Regions from separate parts of the Mus musculus genome. Here region 2 is linked to region 1. Evidence: chromatin loops called from intact Hi-C (ENCODE). Cell type or tissue: left cerebral cortex. All regions are shown on one strand. Links, peaks and the distances in the headings refer to the core of each region. The heading gives the core; the rest is flanking DNA.

The links. A loop is a pair of places that touch in the nucleus more often than their neighbours do. Peaks named below come from ENCODE experiments on the same cell type or tissue, not always from the same donor. Only the 100,000 strongest peaks of a DNase experiment are listed, where the experiment ranks them.
Region 2: a loop joins it to region 1, with 2.1 times the contacts of the local background. A loop is called at or near these places in 2 of 42 quality-filtered maps.

The regions. Positions count from the first base shown.
Region 1 is chr2:153,771,090-153,782,534 of GRCm38, forward strand. Mapre1 (microtubule-associated protein, RP/EB family, member 1) reads left to right here. Exons shown (of 7, transcript NM_007896.3): 7 at 1-2,228. It overlaps Efcab8 (EF-hand calcium binding domain 8), which reads left to right and starts at 8,157. Exons shown (of 29, transcript NM_001370916.1): 1 at 8,157-8,336; 2 at 8,842-8,883; 3 at 9,802-9,990; 4 at 10,675-10,726. The coding sequence starts at 9,824. In left cerebral cortex, for the core only: no CTCF peak of the experiment used is centred there; DNase peaks (open chromatin) are centred at 4,602 and 8,066; H3K4me3 peaks cover 612 bases.
Region 2 is chr2:153,704,050-153,715,494 of GRCm38, forward strand. It overlaps the pseudogene Dnmt3b-ps1. Among named protein-coding and RNA genes, the nearest start is that of Mapre1, 32 kb to the right of the region's middle. In left cerebral cortex, for the core only: CTCF peaks have their summits at 6,816 (motif pointing right), 7,016 and 8,298 (motif pointing right); DNase peaks (open chromatin) are centred at 6,856, 8,662 and 9,392; H3K27ac peaks cover 492 bases.

The DNA of each region.
Region 1 (11,445 bases), core at 1,155-9,154:
TGAAGGCCAATGCTTTTCTCTCCTCTTTGATTTAATGTTCTTGTAGCTTAGGGGCTTTCTGGTCACATTGTTGCCAGGTAGCTTCATTAACTTGATTGCCTAGGTGAGTGGGTCTAACCTTAGAGACATTTCTAACCTCCTGAATCCAGAGCCTTAAATCTTCTTGTTGTTTTGAGGCAGAGTCTCATCTATTCCAGACTGGCCTTGAACCCACTATGTATATTCTAGGGTGATTTTGAATGAATGCTGGGATTATAGGCATGTTATACCATGCCCAACATCAAACCCAGGCCTTCATATCTGCTGAGCAAATATCAGCCAAGCCACATATTTAGTTAGCCCCATGAGTGTTGTTTTATTTTGAAAAATTGTAACTGCTTTTGAGGATGGTAAGCTATGTGGTTTATTTATTTTATTTTTATACAGACAGGTATAGATGCCAAGTATGTGTCACCTCACACCTCAGTAATTTATTTCATTTTTGAGAGGGTTTCACTATGTGGCTCTGGCTGACCTGGAACTTGTCATGCAGATTAGGCTGGCCTGGAGCTCACAAGTGCTGGGATCACAGGTGTGCACCATCATTCCTGGCTTGCATGTTAAAACAGCATTGGTGTTGCTGAATGTGAATGAAGAAGTATCTGTGAGGATCTGGGTCTGCTGTGGCTCCTGCCGGCCTGAGGGCCCTTTTGGTGATCAGCATGCCCTTGGATGAGATCATATTTTCAAAGGTATTCTCTAGGTTGTAATGTCTGAATCCTTTTCAAGTTGGCTTTGAACTTTTCCTGAATCACTATGCTGAGACTTATCTAGATTTTTCCTTCTATATGCTTTCCCACATAAAAAAAAAAAACTTGTTATTGATTATATTTTGACTCTTTTGAACTTTTTCCTAAAATGAATAGAATACACTGTAACTAAGTCCATTTCTCCTCCCACCCCATTTTTCTTCCAGATAAGGAGGAAATTATATCCTAGCATATTTTAGTTATGTTAAATACTGATAGTTTAGTCAGTGAAAATAGGATATAATTTTTAAAAACCCTACCATTAAGTTAGTGTGTGTCATGGGAAAATTAGAAACAGTCATAAAAATCAACTTTCTGTAGGAATAAAACCAAAAAAAAAAAGAAACATTAATTTTGTGGGTTTTTTTTTTACTGTAAAAAAATCTCTAGTTTCAGGCTGATGAGATGTCTCAGCAGGTAAAGGTGTGTGTTGTATAACTCTGACAACCTGACCTCAATCCCCAGAACCCATGGTGGAGGGAAGAGCCAGCTCCTGAAAGTTCCCCTCTAATCTCCATGTGAGCCCACCTGAGTGCTCCTGTACATACACAGGCCACACAGTCCTTATTTAGTGTGTATGCGTCTTTTGCCTACATATATGTCTGCACCATGTGCATGGAGTACCCAAGGAGGTAGAGTAAAATAGGCCATTAAGTGGATTTCCTGTGATTGAAATTGAGAGACTTTTATGAGCTATTATGTAGGTGCATCAAACCTGGGTCCTCTGGAATAACAATCAGTGCTCTTAACCTCTGATTCAGTTCTCCACTTTCTGCCCCACCCCCTGCAAGTTAAATAAAAATAAAAATAAAAATTTCTAGCTTCATACCTAAGGAAAAAAATCTATCTGAAAGGATTTTTGTGCCCCACCCCCTTGTTTCAATGGCTTTCTTCCCTTGACCTTTCCTATCCAGCGGTGTGTTGGGTGCGTTGATTTAGATACGTTTATGTTCTCTGTTTAGGCCCAAGAAGGAAGCTTTGGTGGTGGTGTCTTGACACTTGGGTCATGTTCAGTTCCTTACAGTCTGGTGCAAAGATCTAGAATCCATGGCCCTAGCAGAAGTCTCCCTCAAAAGACCTGTTAGCAGCTGACTGGCCCTGGTGAAGGGTGATGCGACTACCACGTCCAGGTCATCCCTCATCTCGGATGCTCTTACTGACTTTCTCTGCTCAAATAATGGGCTGGTGCAGAACTTGGGGTGTGTTTGTGTCAAAGAGCTCTTGTGATATTTGCTCTCTGAACTGGGAGAACCAGTTGGCCTCTTTGGTTTGGTGAAGCTGCATTCCCATAGGGCTCCCTGGTTCCCTTGAGAGGGAGGCTCAGTCAGTGCTTGTCCGGTGGGTTACTTTGTATTCACATTTGTCCTGACTCTCTGCTGTTACTGCCCTCTGTGAGCTCAATTTCTTTAATAAAAGGTCTCAAACTGGGTGAAAGAAAAATGGCTGTGTTTGGTTTATGGGTTAGATTCTGACATTACCTTTGTGGTTATTTTGTGTGGAATTTCCTCAGTTCCCAAATTTGACTGGTTGACTCTGCGGTCAGAAACCCTCTGCCTCTGACTCAGGGATCTCAGCCAAGAGTTACAAATGTAGTGAGTTGTTAAAAACTGGTAGCAGTTGGGTCGAGCTTAGCTGTGGAGATCAAATTGGGTCAGGGTGAATGCCCTCTGGAAAGTGGACACCTTGGCCTTCAGTCAGTGGCCTGACTCTGGGACTGAGTGGGAACCAGAAGTATCTCTTCATTTCTGGGACATATTCCTTAGCCTTGAGCCATCTGCCCTGACAGCTGAGTGCCGACCAATTACAATGTAACAAGTCAGTTGTTCCCTTCCTGTGTACCATCTCCCCATTTCCCACTTCTGCGTCTGTACCTCCCTTGCTCTCTCCCTCCTCTGTTCTGAGCAGAACTCTTGGGTCTGGTCTGTTAAAGCAATGGGTATGACTTGAGATCTTGCTCTCTGATTCTCAATATAAATTGAATTGCCTGTTTCCTCCTCCCCTCCGGACTTAAAGTTCCTCTCCCCTCCATCTTCTTTTTCCCTTTGTTCCTCTTTCCTCTTTGGTTCTGGGTTGAAATGCAAAGGTTCCTGAACGATGGGCTAGTGCTCGCCACTGAGCTGTGCCTCAAAGCCTTCCTGCGTTTCTTTTGAGTTGTCTCTCTTGCTATTGAACAATGTCTGTAATTGCCCTTGGTGCTTTGCCTGGGTTCATGATCACAGGCTCATGTTCTCTGTTCTAGTTAAATACATCTCTCTCTTTTTTTTCCTAACAAAATATAACAAAACAAAAACCATCATATGGAAGTTGGACAAGACAAACGAAAGGAAAAATAAGAGCCCCAAGAGCAGGCACAAGAGTCAGAGATCCATTTGTTCACACATTCAGGAGTCCTGTTAACACTGCACTGAAAGCTATAGTGTCTATGCAGGGGACTTGGTGCAGACCCGTGAAGGCCTGTGCTTGCTGCTTCAGTTCACAGGAGCTCTGCTCCACTCCTTCTGCCGCCTCTTCTATGGGGCTCCCTGAGCTCTGAGGGGAGAGATTTGATGGAGACATCTCATTTAAAGCTGTGTGTTCCAAGGTCTCTCCCTGTGTATCGTGTCCATCTCTTGGTCTCTTGTTTCTGTTCCCATCTGCTGCAGGGGGAAGCCTCTGATGATGGCTGAGTAAGGTAGCAGTCTATGAGTGTAGCAGAGTATTGTTAGGAGTCATTTCATCCTGCCCCTCAAATGCCCTTCAGTTATAGTTGCTTCCCCTCCTACCCCCTCCCCCCGCTCCCACCCTATTCCCTCCCTGAATCCCATCTCCCCTCCCCTTTCCCACCTGACCCTCCCAGTCTCATTCTCCTGCCCTGCATGCGTTCTACCCATAAAATATTTTCTTCTCCCAGGGAGATCCATTTGTCATCTCCCCTACCCTAGTCCCCTTCTCTATGCCTATCTTCTCTGGGTCTATGGTTTATAGCTTGGCTATAATTTATTTCTCAACTAATATCCATATCTAACTACATATATACCATATTTATCTTTCTGAGTCTGGGTTACCTTACTCAGGATTTTTTTCTAGTTCCATTCATTTGCCTGTATATTTGATGATATCATTTTTATTAAACAACCAAGTAATGTCCCATTGTGCAAATGTACCACAGTTTACCCTTCCATTGAGGGACACATAGGTCGTTTCTAATTTCTGACTATTATGCATGGAGCAGCAATGAACATGGCTGGTTAAGGTCTCTGTGGCAGGATAAAGCTTCCTTTGGGTGTTTCCCAAGAATGGTATAGCTGGATCTTGAGGTATATTAATTCCCATTTTTGTGAGGAGCTGCCATACTGATTTCCACAGTGGCTGTAAAAGTGTACACTCTCACCAGCCATGGAGGAGTGTTCCCCGTGCTCCACATTCTCACCAGCATTAACTGTCATTTAATATATATCTCTTATATAACTTAGTTTTGAAGGGTTGGGGAATGACATAGCTGTTAAATATTGCATACCTTGGACCTAAGTTTGACCCTTAGAATCCACATTCTTCTTAAAAAAAAAAAAAAAAAAAAAAAAGGCAAGCATGATGACTGCCATACACTTAAAATCCCAGTGTTGGGGAAGTGGAAACAGGTTCTTGGGCTTGCCGCCCAGTCAGCCTACTTGGTGGTGTCCAGGTCAGTGAGAAAACCTGTTTCAACAACAGAAGAGGATGGGATCTGAGGAATGACACCCAAAGTTGTCCTCTGGCCTCCATAGGCATGCATGCGCACCATGGAACCTCGCAGCCAGTACATAGCCATGCACTAAGCACACACCCACACCATCAGCATGCACCCACACACTAACTGGAAGGATAGTATGACGGCATCCCTTCACCCAGACTGAGACTATTGCCCTGGTGTGCTTTGTGTTTACTGAGCCATTTGAGAACAAATCATAGACCTCAGGTCTCTTTATCTTTGAAAGTACTAAGGTATGTATGTTTCTTATGCAGTACTTGATTCTTAAGACCAGAAAACAAATGCAGTCTATAGTTATGTAGAGCCCATATTCCAGTTTCACCTACTGTTGGGCCCTAGAATATTTCTACTTTTCCAGTCTGTCATCCAATGCAAAAATCATATATTGCTTCCAGTTGAAAGTTCCTTGAACCATCTTCAAGCTACACCACTTCCTCAGCTGCTTTGTTTTACATGATAGACCTTGTGTGCTCGCTCTGTGTGTGTGTGTGTGTTTCTGTGGTATGCATGCATATGTATGCTTGTTATGTGTGAGTGTGGATGTGCACACCTGTGAAGGCTGAAGATTCATGTTAAATTATCTTCTATCTCTACTTTAGGTTTTCAGACAGGGCATCTGTCTTGGCTAGGGTTTTACTGCTGTGAACAGACACCATGACCAAGGGAGCTTATAAAGAACATTTAATTGGGGCTGGCTTACAGGTTCAGAGGTTCAGACCATTACCATCAAGGTGGGAACATGGCAGCATCCAGGTAGGGATGAGGCTGGAGCAGCTGAGAGTTCCACCTCTTGTCCTGAAGGCAGCTAAAAGACTGGCTTCCAGGCAGCTAGGATGAGGGTCTTAAGGCCCATGCCCACAGTGATGCACGTACTCCAAGAAGGCCACACCTCCTAATAGTGCCACTGCCTGGGCCAAGCATAATCAAACCCTCATAGTCTCTCACTAAACCTGAGGTCTCTGTTTCAGCTAGCCTAACTGGCTAGTGAGCCCCGGGATCCTCTTGTCTCTACTGACCTCTCCCTGCCTGGCTCTGGCGTTAACTTTGCGTGTTTCAATGTCAGTCATTTACATGGGTGTTGGGTATCTGAACTCAAGTAAGTCCTCAGTCTTGGACAGCATGACTTGACCCAGTGAGCCATTTCCCTCCTGTGTTTTGCTTTTCGTAGGTTTCCTGCATAGATCAGGCTGTCCTGGAGCTGGCTGTGTTGCTCATGCTTGCTTTACAAAGCCTTCTGCTTCAGCCTTGTAAGTGCTAGAGTTACAGGTATGTGCTGCTAGCATTCAGCAGGCCATCGACGTGAGTATAGCCAGTTGTATTCTGCAGTCTGGGTTTGTGTTTTTTCCTCATGGCGTGATTTATACATGGCTTTATTATCGCATCACGACATGCCATCTACTTCTGTCATTATTGATGGATGCTATTTATTTTTGAGACATTATCTCATGTATGTGTGATGGCATCAGATGTAACCAAAGGTCATGAGGCCATGAGAGGCACTGAGCCATAACTCCAGCCATCAATAAATGAAAGAGAGAGAGAAAAAATTGAGGCTGGGTCCCTCTGTTGTAGCCCTGGCTGTCCTGGGACTCTGTAGACCAGGCTGACCTTGAACTTACAGAGATCAGCCTGCCTCCGCTTCCTGACTGCTAGAATTAAAGGCATGCAAAACCATGCCCAACAATTCAAAACAAAACAAAGTGAAAAATGTGAAGGCACTGAAGTCATTTGAAGTTTGAAGAATAAGTATACATATACATTCTGACTTCATACAAGTCACATGTGGACTTTTTTTTTTTTTTTTTAGAAGTTTTGTTTCTTGGCGGCAGTCTCCAATCTCTGTTAACCTTTGACACCTGGGAATCCAGATTGACTTCCTAACATAGGAGTATGCCCCTGTCCCCAAAAGGGGCCCAAACTTCAGAATCTCCATTTCGACAAGGTCCGCTTGTCTGGGGGGAAAACCCTACTCTACTCAGAATCTGTAGAATATTCTGTTACATTTAGGCAAAAAGGGCCTGCCCTGGGCCCAGAACTTTAGGGCAATCCTTCCTACCTTGTCTTCTCTGGCTGTGTCCTACTTAACTAATGGAAGATTCCAGAGGCTAAGGAGATGTGGCCACCCAGAGTCAACCCCCTATTCCGTTCTCTGAGCACTAAGACTCAGTACTACTGCCCAAGGCAAAGGGGCATTTTTAAATCTTAATGATTGCTATGACCTTTTTTTTTTTTTTTCAATTAAAAATTAGATTGTGGGTGTGGTGGTACACATACGTAGTTCCAACACTTGGGAGGTGTTGGGAGCCGCCCCCACATTCGCCGTTACAAGATGGCGCTGACATCCTGTGTTCTAAGTGGTAAACAAATAATCTGCGCATGTGCCAAGGGTATCTTATGACTACTTGTGCTCTGCCTTCCCCGTGACGTCAACTCGGCCGATGGGCTGCAGCCAATCAGGGAGTGACACGTCCGAGGCGAAGGAGAATGCTCCTTAAGAGGGACGGGGTTTCGTTTTCTCTCTCTCTTGCTCTTGCTTCTCTCTCTTGCTTCTTGCTCTCTTGCTTCTTGCTCTCTTGCTTCTTGCTCTCTTGCTTCCTGCACCCTGGCTCCTGAAGATGTAAGAAATAAAGCTTTGCCGCAGAAGATTCTGGTCTGTGGTGTTCTTCCTGGCCGGTCGTGAGAACGCGTCTAATAACAGGGAGGTGGAAGGGAAGAGTATCAAGTCATACATGGCCATCCTTGGCTATTTATATAGGAAGTTCAAATCACCTGGGCTCCATGAGACCTTGTATTAAAAAACAAAACCATGGCTGGAGAGTTAAGAGCACCGACTACTCTTCTAGAGATCCCGAGTTCAATTCCCAGGACCACATTGGTGCTCACAGCCGTCTATATAATGGGATCCGATGCTCTCTTCTGGTGTGTTTGAAGAGAGCGACAGTGTACTCATACAAACAATAAATAAAATTTAAAAAACAAAACTAAAGCCTAGATCTAATGGGTCCACTCCTGTTACTGGCAGCTCCTAGAAAGGCCCTGCATTTGCTTTTAGCCTTTGGTAGGCAGAACCAGGACACTCCTTATCCTTGATCACCAACTCAAGGGATCACCAGTGTGCACTGTGTGGCTCCACAGAGCAGGAAGATGAGCGAGTGGAAGTAGAAATCAAAGCCCAGCCAGCTTTGGACCTCCAAACAGGAAAAGGTTGGAAATGAGAAGCAGGCCTTGGGTGAGTCTGGCAACCGTGCTGCTTAGGCGTGAGACGAAGCCCAGCAAAGTGCCAACACTAAAGAGATCTCTGTCCAACCAAAAGGGGGTTAAAAACTAGGGCCTGGCCAAGACCTGGAAATCCACTTCAGCTCCAGGGAGAAGACAAAGGGAAAAATTCCAAAACTAGAGGTGTTAGTAGAAACCAAATCGCTGTAGTCCTAGGCGAAGGAGCAGGAGAAACCCCGCCTTCCCTCGCTCCCCTATCCCGGGTGCTACCCCTGCTAGCCGCCTGCCTCTGGCCCCGCCTACCATAGCCTCGCCCCTCCCACCTACTCTCGCCAACCAGTTGCCGCTTCGGCCACGTGGAGAGTAGTTTTCCTCCAGCCGCAATTTCAGCGCCTGTCCTACCCACGCGCACATTTGTCTTTCCCAGACGAGGTTAACGTCTCATCTCGCACAGCTGTGCCTTCTGAGCCCTTCCCCTGGAGACATTGTTCTCTGTGCCCCCCTTTGCTTCTGCTCTGTTATCCTTCCTTGATTCTCGTAGAGGAGCTTGGGAGTGCGCTCCCTGTTCCTAAAAGGACTCCAAACCGTATTTCCGTTCTTCCAAGGTCTGAACTGGCATCTGCAGCAGGCTGGAAAGGGCAGATAGTGCTTAGACCTCAGGATGTCCCCGGCCAAACTGTCACCAGCTGGAGCTATCAGCCACTTCCGCCCTACCTTACCTAGTGCCTTAAACTAGGACGGGCAAGTCCTTTGGGGGTACAGGAAGAAGGACAGATTGGGGCCTACCTATCTTCCCTTCACTCGGGATTTGGAACCTAGTGCAGTGACAGATGTTGGCGAATATTACCCACCATCCAGTTTAGGTCCGGTTTCCTGCGACAGCTGCCTAAGGCATGCTGGGGCACTCCGCCACACCCCCCCCCCCCAACTTCCGTACTGCTGGGTTATTTCCCTTCATCCTGTGGTATTCTCATAGCTAGGAGCTAGCCCTATCCCATCTCCTTCTCTTCCCCACCTTCTTCCCCACTTCCCCAGATTTGTATTCCTTTTTTTTTTTTTTTTTCATTCTCTTACAAACTACTTCCGGACACTTGTTTGTTTTTCCTTCAGAGTTCACAACCATCTGGTTCTGTCTGCATTCCCTTCCTCAAGGTACTCTGTGGGGAAGGAGGACCCCAGTTCAATGGGTTGCATTACGGGCCACCTTGGTTTAAGGGAAGGTAGGACCCTCCCCCCTTTTCACTGCCATAGAGTGAGCTGGAGGGTAGATGTTGATGAACAAGGGTGCAAGGGCCACCTTCTTCCTTTGTTCTGTTTTGAAGAGGTAGTTGGTTGTCCCAGCCTGAAAAAAAAAATCTTTCTTTTTTCTTTCCTTCTCCCCCTTCTGTGTGTTAGAGGAATGCATATTTGACAGGTGCCCCCACTTCTACACCTGCCCAGATAACTGCCATTAACCTTATGGCATATTTCCCCAGGTCTTTTTATTTTTTAAAATTTATTTGACATGTGTGAGTGTCTTTGTTTTGTTTGTTTTTTCGAGACAGGGTTTCTCTGTGTAGCCCTGGCTGTCCTGGAACTCACTTTGTAGATCAGGCTGGCCTCGAACTCAGAAATCCACCAGCCTCTGCCTCCCAAATACTGGGATTAAGGGCATGCGCCACCACCACCCAGCTATGTGTGAGTGTTTTATCGGCATGTATGTCTATGTATTGTGGGTGTAGTGCCTAAGGAGGTCAGAGGAGAACATCAGATCCTCTAGAACAGTAGTTACAGTCGGTTGTGGGTTGCCATCTTGGCTGCTAGGAATTGAGTGCAGCTCCTCTGCGGGAGTTTTTAACTGCTGAGCCATCTCTCCAGCCCTGCCAGGTCCCTTTCAAGGCCAATACAATTCATATAGTTAACAGAAATGTACTTTAGATACACTTTTGCATTAGGTTTCTGCCGTTTTCCGTGGCTCTTTTTCCAGTACCACATCCTGTCTCTTGTGTTTCCTTTTTCTATTCTTTAAATGTATCTATACCCTAAGCTTATGAGTCCTCAGATTTCTAGAGATTTGCGTTTTATTTCTAGATGAGTCGTCACAGCTTGCTTCATGCCCTCGTCCCTCCATGCTCCTCTTTCTGGAGAAGTTTCTGCCTTTTCTCTTAGTTGTCCTTACTTTCGATGTCAAGACAGCACGGGGGAAGACCTGGGCCGGTTCCCCTCCCCACTGCCCTTTCTCATGTGCCTACTGCTCTTCTTCCCATTTAGAGCCAGATGGTAAGGATCTTGTATTATGTTTTTCTTCTCACTCTTTTCTCTTCATTTCCCTCTCTCCCTGATGCCTCCTAGGAACCCTGTGGTCCAGGGTCCACACGGCTTACGTGTCAGTCCCGTGGGTATGACATTCTCTTCTCCTTCCCTGCTGTCTGTTTTGTTCTCTGAGAATGCCTCCCAACTCTCATCAGATCTGGGGACCCTGCGGGTCTGGTGCCCCAATATCTTGACTTCTCATTAGAAACATGGCTCTCTCCATGAGTTCTTATCTCATCTCACTGGAGAAGGTCCTGCCCCCAAGGGCCCTGGAGGGGGTTGGGAGGGTGTATGCAGTGGAGGGTTGTGCCTCCACTTTAGATGTGTGTCTACCTCTGGATCTGCTTCTCTCGGTAGTGAATGGCTTTTGGGACCTCCACATGGCTTGAGAAGTCCCTGGATTCTACAAATTCTGGATTTAAGCTAGTAATCTTCATGGCTTCAGTGGGCCAGTTTCTTTCCATCAATTCAGGAAGGCTCCACTGTAAACTTATGGAAAATGTCTGTGGGAAAGGGGGCACTCATGAAATACTAGGAGTAGCTGTGGACAAGGGGCAACCATCATCTCCTTTGACCATTTCCAACTTTCTGTGGCTTGGCTAGGTCAGGTCTGTGGACTTGTGTTAAAGCAACTGTGATTATCCATTTTAGGCCAAGACTAATGTCTTCTGAGAAGCCAGGAGAGAGCCCCAAACCTCAAAAGGTAAGAACATAACAGTGAGTGAGGGGAGATCACAATGGGAGCCACACAAATGTCATTTACCAGTCCACTGCCTTCCAAAATGTCACCAGCATAGGTCTGCTAGCTTCTGCACCAGGCTTGCAAACTTAGATATGTGTAGGACCAAGTGATAACTTAGACGAGCCTAACAAGCAGGTTCCTCTTCCCACCCCTCCTCTCCTCATCCCCCCACCCCCCATATTAAGGATGGACCCCAGTCCTTGAGTAAACTAGGCAAGGATAGTAGTGCTGACTGATAATCAACTCCAACCCTACTGTTTTGTTTTGTTTTTGTTTTAATGTATTGTCTCACTGTATATCTCTAGCTGGTCTAGAACTCACTATGTAGAGCAGGCTGGCCTCCAACTCACACAGATCTGCCTGCCTCTGCCTTCAGAGTGCAGGGATTAAAGGCACACAGAGCTAGGGTTTCATTAGAAGCCCAGTCTGGCCTTCTATCTGGCAGCCCTGGCTCAGCCTTCCTGGTTCTGGCTGGGATTTCAGGTGTGGTTTTCAGAGCATTTGCTTGGCTTCTTTAAGAGTACAGAATGGAGCCGGGCGTGGTGGTGCACGCCTTTAATCCCAGCACTCGAGAGGCAGAGGCAGGCCTGGTCTACAAAGTGAGTTCCAGGACAGCCAGGGCTATACAGAGAAACCCTGTCTCAAAAACAAACAAACAAACAAAAAAGAGTATAGAATGG
Region 2 (11,445 bases), core at 2,079-10,078, 66 kb before region 1:
AATATAATATTTTTTAATTGAACATTCAGTTATTTTTTAATTTTCAGAAAAAAAAAAAAACAATTTTATTGGGGCTGAAGAGATGGCTCAGCAATTAGATTAAAAGCACTGCTTGCTCTTCCAAAGGACCTGGGCTCAATTCCCAGCACCCACATGGCAGCTCACAACTGTCTATAACTTCTGTTCCAGGAGATCTGACACCCTTGTATGGACAAACATACAGGCAAAATACCAATGTACATGAAAAAAAAATTATTAAGCACTCTGAATATATTTATAAAATTTTATTTATTATTTATTTTTAATGTGTGTTGTTGATTTGCCTGCAAGTATGTCTGTGTACTGTCCCTGATGCCTTCAGAGGCTAGGAGAGGGTGTGAAACCCCCTGATTGTGGAATGACAGGAAGTTGTTATCATGTGGTTGCTAAGAACTGAACCCTAGTTTTCCGGAAGAGCAGTCAGAGAACAGCCAGTGCTCTTTACGACTAAGCCATTTCTCCAGCCTTGAAAACTCACTTACTTAAATTGGACAGAGAGGTTTCTGTCACTCTATTTGCTATGGAGGCATTCATGCTGTCGTGAATCTTCTCTGGATCTGATGCACCAATCTCTATATAAAAATGAACTCCAAGCTGGGCGTGGTGGCGCACGCCTTTAAATTCCAGCACTCGGGAGGCAGAGGCAGGCCAGCCTGGTAGACAAAGTGAGTTCCAGGACAGCCAGGGCTACACAGAGAAACCCTGTCTCAAAAAACAAAACAAAACAAAACAAAACAAAACAAAACAAAACAAAACAAAAAACAAACAAACAAAAAGGAACTCCTCCAGCATCTTCCTGGGATCCATCAAAGGTCACAGGGGCAGATGTAGTTTTTGTTTCAATTCTGGAGCAATGACTTCAGCAGGAAGGATGGGTGTGACCCAAGGAAAGGAATGAGTTCTCTCTCTGGGCTGTCCAAAGTGGCTTTTGCCAAAGGATTCTCTGTCACCTTCTAGTATGATTCCTGGAGGTTTGGGGCCATTGCAGTTTGCCCTAATATCTCTGTGGGAAGACTGGCTGGCTCTGAGATGAGGGACTTGACTCTAGAGTGGAGACATTCTGGAGAACGGGTCCTCTCTGTCCTTTAGCTCCTCCAAGCCAGTGGGCTGTGCTTCCCACGGTGGAAGAGGATCCTATAAAGCCTTATTACAGCAAAATGAGGTGGGTGGCAGTATTGTAGGGACCCTTAGTATGGCATCATTGTGCATCTCAGTGCCATTCACCTTCTTTAGCTGTACTGCTGCATTGCCTGTCTTGCTTGTGTTTCCTTTTCGCAGGACCTCACAGGAGATGGAGATGAAGATAGGGATGGTGAGGTGGGGGGCAGCAGTGGCTCTGGCACTCCAGTGATGCCCCAACTCTTCTGTGAGACCAGGATACCCTCTAAAACCCCAGCAGTAAGTCCCCTCTTGCTGAGCCCAGGCTCCTCCCACCGCTCACAGACCAGCATAGAAAATGAGGCTAAGGTAATTCAGCAGGTCTTTCTTCCACACCCGTGTTTAAATCTATAATTAAACCTTTAAAAACTTGTTTTACTCTTATTCACACATCTCTGCGTATAGACCACAGGAGTGCCTATGCTCTTTGGGGCCAGAAAGGGCGTGGCGCTGCTGGAGACGGAGTTACAGGCAGGTGTAAGCAACCCCAGGAGGGTGCTTAGGATGAACTCAAGTCCACTGGAGGAGCAGTAAGGAAAGGCTTTCAACTGCTGAGCCATCACTCCAACCCCTAAATCTTTTGGTTAATTAGCTCCAGCTTGTTTCATTAAAAGCAGCAATCAAATACAGCCAGGGGATGAGGTGTGCCTCCCTGTTTTGAGTGTTAGGTGAGCCCCTAAGCCTGTGGTTTCACTCTTGGCTTGACCCTGTAGGAACTATGTTGAGGAGGCAAGAATTCCCACGGCCCAGTTTCTGGCTCACCTTGGAGCTGATCTGAAAGCCACTGATGGACATCACCCTTGTCTCTTGTGTCTTCTCCCGCTGTCTTGAGGCAACCCCAGCAGATCAAGCACTTTCTTGGGTTCCCAGATTGCACAGGATCCACTTAACCAGGGACCCTGCCCTCCCTGAGCTCAGCTTCATAGCCTCTAGAGGGCATAACCTGTCATGCCTAGGAACCTTATTCTGTTTCTGCTTTGGGGTCAATGACTGCCAGCTCTTTGTTCTTACAAAACAAAAGGGTCCTGGTTTGTCTCTTCACTCTTGCTGGCGTGGGACCTAACTGAGGGAGGCTGTTCATACGCACCCCCATCTATTTTGCTTTGCTGGGACTCAAACCTTTTCTTCTGTCTGCAGCCCCTCAGTTGGCAAGCAAACACTTCAGCAAGCACGCCCTGGCTGTCCCCTGCCAGCCCTTACCCCATCATTGACCTCACAGATGAAGATGTGATACCCCAGAGCATCAGTACCCCATCGGTTGACTGGAGCCAGGACAGCCATCAGGAGGGCATGGATACCACACAGGTGGATGCAGAGAGCAGAGATGGAGGCAACATTGAGTATCAGGTACCACTGAGATGGGATTTCTGTCTTAAGCTCCTGAATGTAGAGAACAGATAACAGCTGTATAGTGATCAGCCTCTATGATTGATGTCATTTTTTTCATACATTACAATTCTAAGTATTTTCCAAATTCAACATTGTCCTTCTTTTCCCTGCACTGCTCCTGGACACCGATATGAACAGTGTTCTCTCCCTCTCCCTCCCCCACCCACCTCCCACCCCTCTTGGTGTGCACATGTGTGGTGTGTGCATGTGCCACTGGAAGCCAGAGGTTGACATCAGATGTATTCCTCATTCATTTCCCACCTGTTATTATTGTGTATGTTGTGTGCATGTGAGGATGCAGGTGTACACATGTCATAGTGTGTACAGAAGGCAGAGGACAGTCTCAAGTGTCAGTCCTTGGCTCCCACTGTGCTTTGAGACAGGCTCTCCTGTTTTCCACTTTGTGAGACAGACATTAGCACTCAGGCGTCGAAGAATTCTCCTGTGTCTGCCTTCCACTTGTCTTTGGCATGCTAGGTTACACACATGTATTATTGCATGTAGCTTTAAATGGGCTCTGGACCCTGGTACTTGTCTTTGGATGATAAACACTTTATCCACTTAGCCCTCTACCTTATTTTATTTTTATTTCATGAAGAATTTGATTTAATTTTATGTATGTGGATGTTTTGCTTGCATGTGTATGTGTACACCATGTATGTGCCATATGCCCTCAGAAACCAAAAGAGGGTGCTAGATCCCCTAGAGCTGGAGTTGCAGGCAGTTATGTGGGTACTGGGAATCGAACCTGGGTCTTCTGGAAGAACAGCCCGTGCTCTGAACTAATAAACAATCTCTCCAGAACCCTTCACCTTATTTTTGAGACAACATCTCTCACTGGCTCAGAGCTCACCCACTGGGCTCCATTGGTTGGCCAGGAGGCTCCAGGGATCCTTCAGTCTGAGCCTTCCCAGTGTTGGGATTGCAGGCACATGCAACACAAACAGCTTTAGGAGTGGGTGCTTGGAATCTGTGTGGCCATTGCCTCAGCCCCATTCATGATCACCATGCTCTGAATATTGCCTCCCTCCCTTCCTCCCTCCTTCCCTCCTCCCTCCCTCCTTTCTTTCTCTTTCTTTCTTTCTTTCTTTCTTTCTTTCTTTCTTTCTTTCTTTCTTTCTTTCTTTCTTTCTTTCTTTCCTTCCTTCCTCCCTCCCTCCCTCCCTCCCTCCCTCCCTCCCTCCCTCCCTCCCTCCCTCCCTCCTTCCTTCCTTCCTTCCTTCCTTCCTTCCTTCCTTCCTTCCTTCCTTTCATGCTAGATAGAACTCACTCTGTAAAACAGGCTGGCCTTGAACTCACAGAGATCCTCCTGCCTCTGCCTCTCAAGTGCTGGGATTAAAGGTGTGTGCCACCTCACCCTTCCAATGTTGTTTTCTTATTCATACATATTCTGTTCATATGCAGACATGTATCCTGCCTTTTGCCATTTAAGCACTAGGGTGGGCTCACTTTCAAGCATCCATTGCACAACCAGGGATCAGCAGCATCAGTGAATTACCCGATTGACCTTGCATGTGTGCATTGTGGCATGGTGCCTTCCTACTCACGGGTAGCTCCCGTGGAAGTCTTTTCTCTGTGTGCCACTTCAGACTCCCTAGAACTGTAGCTTTGTGCTTTAGTTTTGTTTTAAGACAGGGTCTCACTATATAACCCTTCCTTCCTGATCTCGAATTCACTATGTAAACTAGCCTACCCTTGAATTCACCGAGGTCCATCAGTCTCTGCCTCCTGAGTGCTGGGATTCAAAGATTGCCCAACATGTCCAGTTTGTTGTTTGCAATTAATGAAGCACTGTGGGAGTTAATTAGCAAAAGATTTAGTGCAGATCTAAGCAGACACTTGTGGAATGGAGACTTAAGACAAGGACCTTTCCCACTCAAGAATGGGCACAGACTTCTTGAAAGCCCCTCTAGTTGTGCTTTAACAATTTTAATATAATGTTATTAATTATTTGAGAATTTCATGTATATGCAATCTCTCTCTCTCTCTCTCTCTCTCTCTTGTTTTTTTTTTTTTTTTTTTTTTTTTTTTTTTTTTTTTTTGTTTTGAGACAGGGTTTCTCTGTGTAGCCCTGGCTGTCCTGGAATTCACTTTGTAGACCAGGCTGACCTTGAACTCAGAAATTAGCCTGCCTCTGCCTCCCAAGTGCTGGGATTAAAGGCATGCACCACCACGCCCGGCTATATGCAAGGTCTCTTAATCATATTCACCCTCTACTCCTCCCTTTATTCCAGATCGTTCCACCCTCACCTGCTATCAATTTTGTTTTTTAAAAAATAATTTACTTAATCCAACTTGTGCTGCCCATATACTCCTGGGTGTGGGGCCATCCACAGAGTGGTGGCTGACCTACCAGTGACCTTTCTTTCTTTTTCTTTTTTTCTTTCTTTCTTTCTTTTTTTTTTTAAAGATTTATCTATTTTATGTATGTGAATACACTGTAGCTATCTTCAGACACACCTGAAGAGGGCGTCAGATCCTGTTACAGATAGTTGTGAGCCACTATGTGGTTGCTGGGAATTGAATTCAGGACCTCTGTGTGACCTTTCTTTAAAAATATTTATTTATTTATTTTACCTATGTGAGTACACCATCACTGTCTTCAGATACACCAGAAAAGGGTATTGGATCCTGTCTTAGTCAGGATTTTACTGCTGTGAACAGACACCATGACCAAGGCAACTCTTATAAGGACAACATTTAATTGGGGCTGGCTTACAGGTTCAGAGATTCACTCCATTATCATCAAGGTGGGAGCATGGCAGTATCCAGGCAGTCATGGCGCAGGCAGAGCTGAGAGTTCTACATCTTCATCCAAAGGCTGCTAGTGGAAGACTGACTTCCAGGCACCTAGGGTGAGAGTATTAAGCCCACCCACACCCACAGTGACACACCTACTCCAACCAGGTCACACCTATTCTCCTGGGCTGGTTCCACTCCCTGTTAGCAGCTTTCCTCAGCATGTATTCCATGGCTCTGGCATCTTTAACTCTAGAGCCAGAGCCACATGGCTGAAGCTGCTGAGTTCTGCTGCTTGCAGGAACTAGAACATGACTCCCTTGTCCAACAAGGCCACACCTCCTCCCTCCCTCCTCCCTCCCTTCTTCCTCCCTCCCTCCCCCCTCCTTTCTTTCTTTCTTCCTTCCTTCCTTCCTTCCTTCCTTCCTTCCTTCCTTTCTTTCTTTCTTTCTTTCTTTCTTTCTTTCTTTCTTTCTTTCTTTCTTTCTCTCTCTCCCTCCCTCCCTCCCTCCCTCCCTCCCTCCCTCTTTCTTTCTTTCTTTCTTTCTTTCTTTCTTTCTTTCTTTCTTTCTTTCTTTCTTCCTTCCTGAGTTACCTCCCCTGAATAGAATCTTGGTGGCCTGTAGGCTGTAGGATCAGAGACAAGTCTACTCTTGAAAAGGCTACAGGTCAGACAGTTCTGAATTTAGAGTCTCACTGGTTTAAATCCATCTTTTTGTTAATTGCTTCTTTGGAGTCGGAGTCACCATTATGGACCCTGATAGCTTAGGAACAACCAGGCATACACCTGTGTGTTTAGAAAGAAGCCTGGGAGGGACAAGAGACATATGCCCTGTCTCCTAGAGTCATTTAGTCTTGCTTGTGGGTGGGGTGGTGCAGGAGGCCATTGTTGGCTGTGTCTGGAGTGAGGTAAACTATCAGTGAGCCACTCCGTCAGACCCTATTTTGATTCTTATGCCTATTGATAAAATGGTCTGAGATGTGCAAAGATTTTGAACTGAAGGATGCAGATAGAATGGTCTCTAAGGGATGCTAGTCACTGTTGGACCAACTCATAACTTAAGAGACAGGGACACAGGCAATGGGGCAGGGTGGAAGCACACAGGGAAGCAAATTATTAGGAACATTGCTGGGGGCTGGAGGGATTGCTCAGCCTTCAGTTAAGAGCACTTGATGCTCTTCTGCAGGTTTAGTGTCCAGAACCCACACTGGACAGCTCACAACCTCCTGCAACTCTAGTTCCAGGCTATCTGATACCCTCTTCTGACCTTTGAAATCACACACTCACACAGACAAACACACACACACACACACACACACACACACACACACACTTATAAATCATCGAAAAACAAAACAGTGCTAGGGGTCAGCCTAAAATCGAGGCTCTGATTTTCTTGCCTTGAGGCCATTTCCATACATTCAGTTTTTCTAAGAGCAAGAAAAATAGGTTACCAGATCTGTCCGAGGAGAACCCTCCTGCAGTTGTGCTATGTGACCAGCAGAGGGGGGAAAAGAAACAGTGTCTGTTTCTGGGCCTATGGGGGCCACTGAAACATCACACATGCGGAATGACTTGTGGGTCATGGGAGAGGAAATATCCTTGCTTTGATCCAGTGAGACATAACATGTCCGTTTCTAGACAGGATCAGATGGCAATAAGACAGAGTAGGAGGAGGGAGGACTATAGGAGGAGATTCCAATGTGCTATCTGTGGTCCTGGCCAAAGACCAAGACCTGTCTGGAGCCTCCCCAGTACTCAATGCTCATGTTGGCCAGAGCACTTCCTTGTCTCCCTGGCAGCCACATGATAGAGTTAAGGCTCTGAGCATAAGATAGAGAGGGCTGTGTGAAAGCAAGCATTGAAGCCTGGAATGTCCCATCTAGCCTACGATTGTGAGAAGCAGCCCGAAGCACCTTCTTTATTGTCCCCTTCACGAGGAATCTCACCCCAGAACTCATTTCTTCCTTCTCAGGGGACTTTGAGCAGGCAACCTGGCAGTCACGATCAGGACTCATGATACTGATGTTCATACAGATATGCACACGTATACCATGTGAACACACATAGAATCTTATTGAACCCATTCTGAGTTCCATTCTTTCTCACATTTGAAGTGCAATGTATACTTATTTTGGGCTCCAGGATATGTGTTATGCAGGTCACCCCCTGAATGCCCCCTCCCCCTGCTTTTGGTATTAGCATCTGCAAGCCAGCCCAGGAATAGACTCTGGGTGAATATGTATGCCAGTATGTACGCTTAGCCACTCAGGTGTGGGTAGATATTGGTGATATCTTTCTCATCTAGGTCTCGGCTGACAAACTGTTGCTCAGCCAGTCCTGTATCCTGGCCGCCTTCTATAAACTGGTTCCTTACAGGGAGTCTATATACCGTACTCTGGAGGTTACACAGGTGTAGGAATGACCTTAAGGGCTGGGAAGAATGGAGAGCTGCTAAATGTTAGCTTATGCCATTGTGTGGCCAAGATGGCTTGCTGAGTTAAGGATACCATGGAGGTGGTGAATGCCTCTGTGAGGGCCTGCTTGGGAAAGGAATTTGAGATGTGCCAAGGTCACTAGTGAGTTTCTGGTACTACCAGCTAGACTGGGAATGATGACTGCTGTCTTGTGAGGTGACCCAGTGAGCGGTGCTTTCAGTTTCAAACGAGTGCATATTATTCAGTGTGCAGCAAGCAAGGGTACAGACAGCAAGCAGCAGAGAGTCACAGCAGGTAGACAGATAAACATCAACGTATCAGATCCTCACAATACCCAGCAGAAGCGACTGGAGAAGCTCAAGTCGGTGAGCAAGCAGAAGAAATGTCATAAATCACCAAAAACAAATGACTTGGGAAGGCCCTTCCTCCTCCTCCTCCTCTTCCTCTTCTTCTTCCTCCTCCTCCTTTTCCTTCTTCTTCTTGATATATTTATTTATTTTATGTATGTGAGTACACTGTTGCTTTCTTCAGATACACCAGAAGAGGGCATCTGATCCAATTATGGATGGTTGTGAGTCACCATGTGGTTGCTGGGAATTGAACTCAGGACTTCTGGAAGAGCAGTCTGTGCTTTTAACCACTGAGCCATCTCTCCAGCCTGAAGCTGGACTTCTTGATGAAAAGTTTTATGCAAAATCTCATCTGTATGGATGGGCTTCTGTCCTTCCATCCCGACTGCAGTCATCTCTACCTTATGGGATAAACAAGGGTACCCTCTGTTGAAAATGGTTTTACTTCTGGCTGTTCTCAAGGGTGCTATGTGTTTAATACCCTCAGCTGTTTGCTCCCTGGCACAGTGTTAAGAGAGCAGTCTGCCCAGGACAGGGAGGCTTGGAAGACTCTTGAGAGAAGTGTACTCGAGTCTGAGACAATGGGAGGCCTTTCATTTCCAAAGCCAGCTTTCAGTGAGACTAAGCAGCATGTGACAAGGGACCAGTGCCACATGCGTCCCTGGGGCAGCAGCAATACTGCAGAGTACGCTATCCAGAGGTGGTGAGCTCTCTTTCTTTAAGCAGGATCCTTCAAGGCCTAGAGGAGGAGCTGAGGTCAGTGGTCTCCTCCCTTTGTCTGTGAATAGTTTATCTCCTCTGAGCCATTAGGCTCCCCACCAATCCCCTCCAACCCCTATCAGCCTGTTTGTTCCACTTGGCCAAGTGCCTAATTAGACATGCAAATTGTAATGGCCCTTAAAATGAAGAATGCTTGCCTCCATTCACATCTTCTTAGAGAAGGGCAGTGAGAAGTCTGTTGTCTGAGAAGAGCTACAGGAGGGTAAGGTAAAACTGCTGGAGGCTCCTATTTTTAACTAACAAGGCTGAGTTGAAACCTTCCTTTGGGGGAGAGCTGACCACTGTGATTCTACAGGGAAGAGGTCATATCTCTGGTGCCTGCCCCTGTGGTCCATTGTTTCCTTAACCAGTCCCCCTAAAAGCAGACTCCTGTCACATAACACAGCCCAGGACAGCTGTCTAGCTCTGAAAGACACCACTGTTTAGGGAATGCAGGCCCCAGCAGGGGGAATCCCTGGGTTTGCCCTGGCACATACCTCAATCGCCTGCTCCCATTCATTCACGGACAGAGTTTGCCTTTATTTGTGTCTTGGCAGAAAGCCAGGGTGAGAGCTGGCAAGGCCTGCCCCAGCAGTCCTGGAGAGTCACTGGAGGACCAGCTGAAGCCCATGCTGGAGTGGGCCCACGGTGGCTTCAAGCCCACTGGGATCGAGGGCCTCAAACCCAACAAGAAGCAACCAGGTGGGAAGGAACCCGGGGGACATGGTATTCCCGTACCACCTCTGACTGTTCTGCTTTCTTTGCTCTACCTTCCCATTTCTTGACATCTATAGTGCTCATTGGAGAAGAATCAAATCTCCTTGGTTGATCTGAATCATTCACAAACCCCCCCCCCCCCCATGTATGACCCTCAGGCAAACCTTGGGTGCACATCCAGTCTCCTACAATCTTTGGACACCTATTTTTCTTCTTATCTCTTTTTGTTTGTTTTTGTTTTTGTTTTTCTTCGAGACAGGTTTCTCTGTGTAACCCTATCGTAGAACTCACTCTGTAGACCAGGCTGGCCTTGAACTCAGAAATCCACCTGCCTCTGCCTCCCAAGTGCTGGGATTAAAGGAGTGTGCCACCATTGCCCAGCCCTTCTTATCTCTTAATATTAATGTGTATATATAAGCACTGGAAGATGTCACTTTATCATCAAACATACCTTGTGCTTTTGTTTTTTGAGAGAACAGTCTCACTATGTATGCCTGTTTGGCCATGTGCTGGATTTCTTAGCATATGTCACCGCATCAGGCTTCCTCATGGCTTTTGATGGGTATCTAATTTTCTTTCCCAGTGTGTGAGTCAGATTCAACCATGTCCACTATGATTCAACCGATCCAATAAAAATATAAATAAACATTATTGCATGAGAGCCACAGAATGTGTTTGAATTAGTTTCTAGTAGTTTCATTGTAGAGAATCAGGTGAAATTAATGTTAATCATAAATTTTGACCTAATATTTTTAAAACTTAGCATTTTCACTTTTAGCCTACATATATTTAGTTAGTTCACTTCTCTGTTAGTACTATTCAAAAAATTATGCCATTAGGTAAAAGCTAAACAGAAATTGATTAAGGAATACTTATTAATTAACTTCATAAATTGGCTAAATAGATTCCAGGGTTCAAGCCAGTCCAAATTAACCAAGTCAGTAGCATCACTTGACAATTTAAACCTGACTTTCTGTGTGAGTGAGATCCTGTTCCTGCTGGCATTTCAAATACTTAGTAGTTCCATGCTCCTGTTGGCCATTGGCAGACATCACTGTATGTCACAGTAATGAGCTGGTTCTCAGGACTGATTTCCTTACAGATTCAGATGTGTAAACCTATAAACATGAGAGGATGGCCTGCTTCCTGGGTGAGAGGAGCTTTGAATTGGCTTCTGCTCTGGGCTCCCATCTGGGATTCTCTATGCCCATCATGGTCCCCTGCTGTAGATGCAGCTGGATCCCAGGCAACACATGGCCTTGTCCTGCTTTGTCTCTTAGACCCTTCAGACAAATCCCGTCTGCTTCCCTTTCAGAGAACAAAAGTCGAAGACGCACAACCAATGACCCTGCTGCTTCTGAGTCCTCCCCACCCAAGCGCCTCAAGACAAATAGCTATGGCGGGAAGGACCGAGGGGAGGATGAGGAGAGCCGAGGTGATGTGGGGGAGATGCTGGAAGGTCTGGGGATGCATGGTGCAGAACTGGGAGCAGCAGGCCCTCAGGACCACTGCACTGTGGGGTACAGGGGAGCAAGGCTGAGGGCCAGGAGAGACTTCCCCACCTCATCTCACACCTGTCCCCCTTTCCTCAACAGAACAGATGGCTTCTGATGTCACCAACAACAAGGGCAATCTGGAAGGTACTGTTGTCTCCCATCCCTCCTTTTGGGGCTGCCCCGGGCCTGCCTTACCCTGGCTTTGTCCTTCTGCATGGGTTTAATCCAGAGGCCTGGGCATTGATCTCGGTCAGGACCATTTCTGCTCCTTCATATTTGTTGCTATATGTCTATTTATTTATTTATTGAATAAAGTGGTATGTATGGTTTGCTTCCATTTTTAACTGAGTCTGATGAGG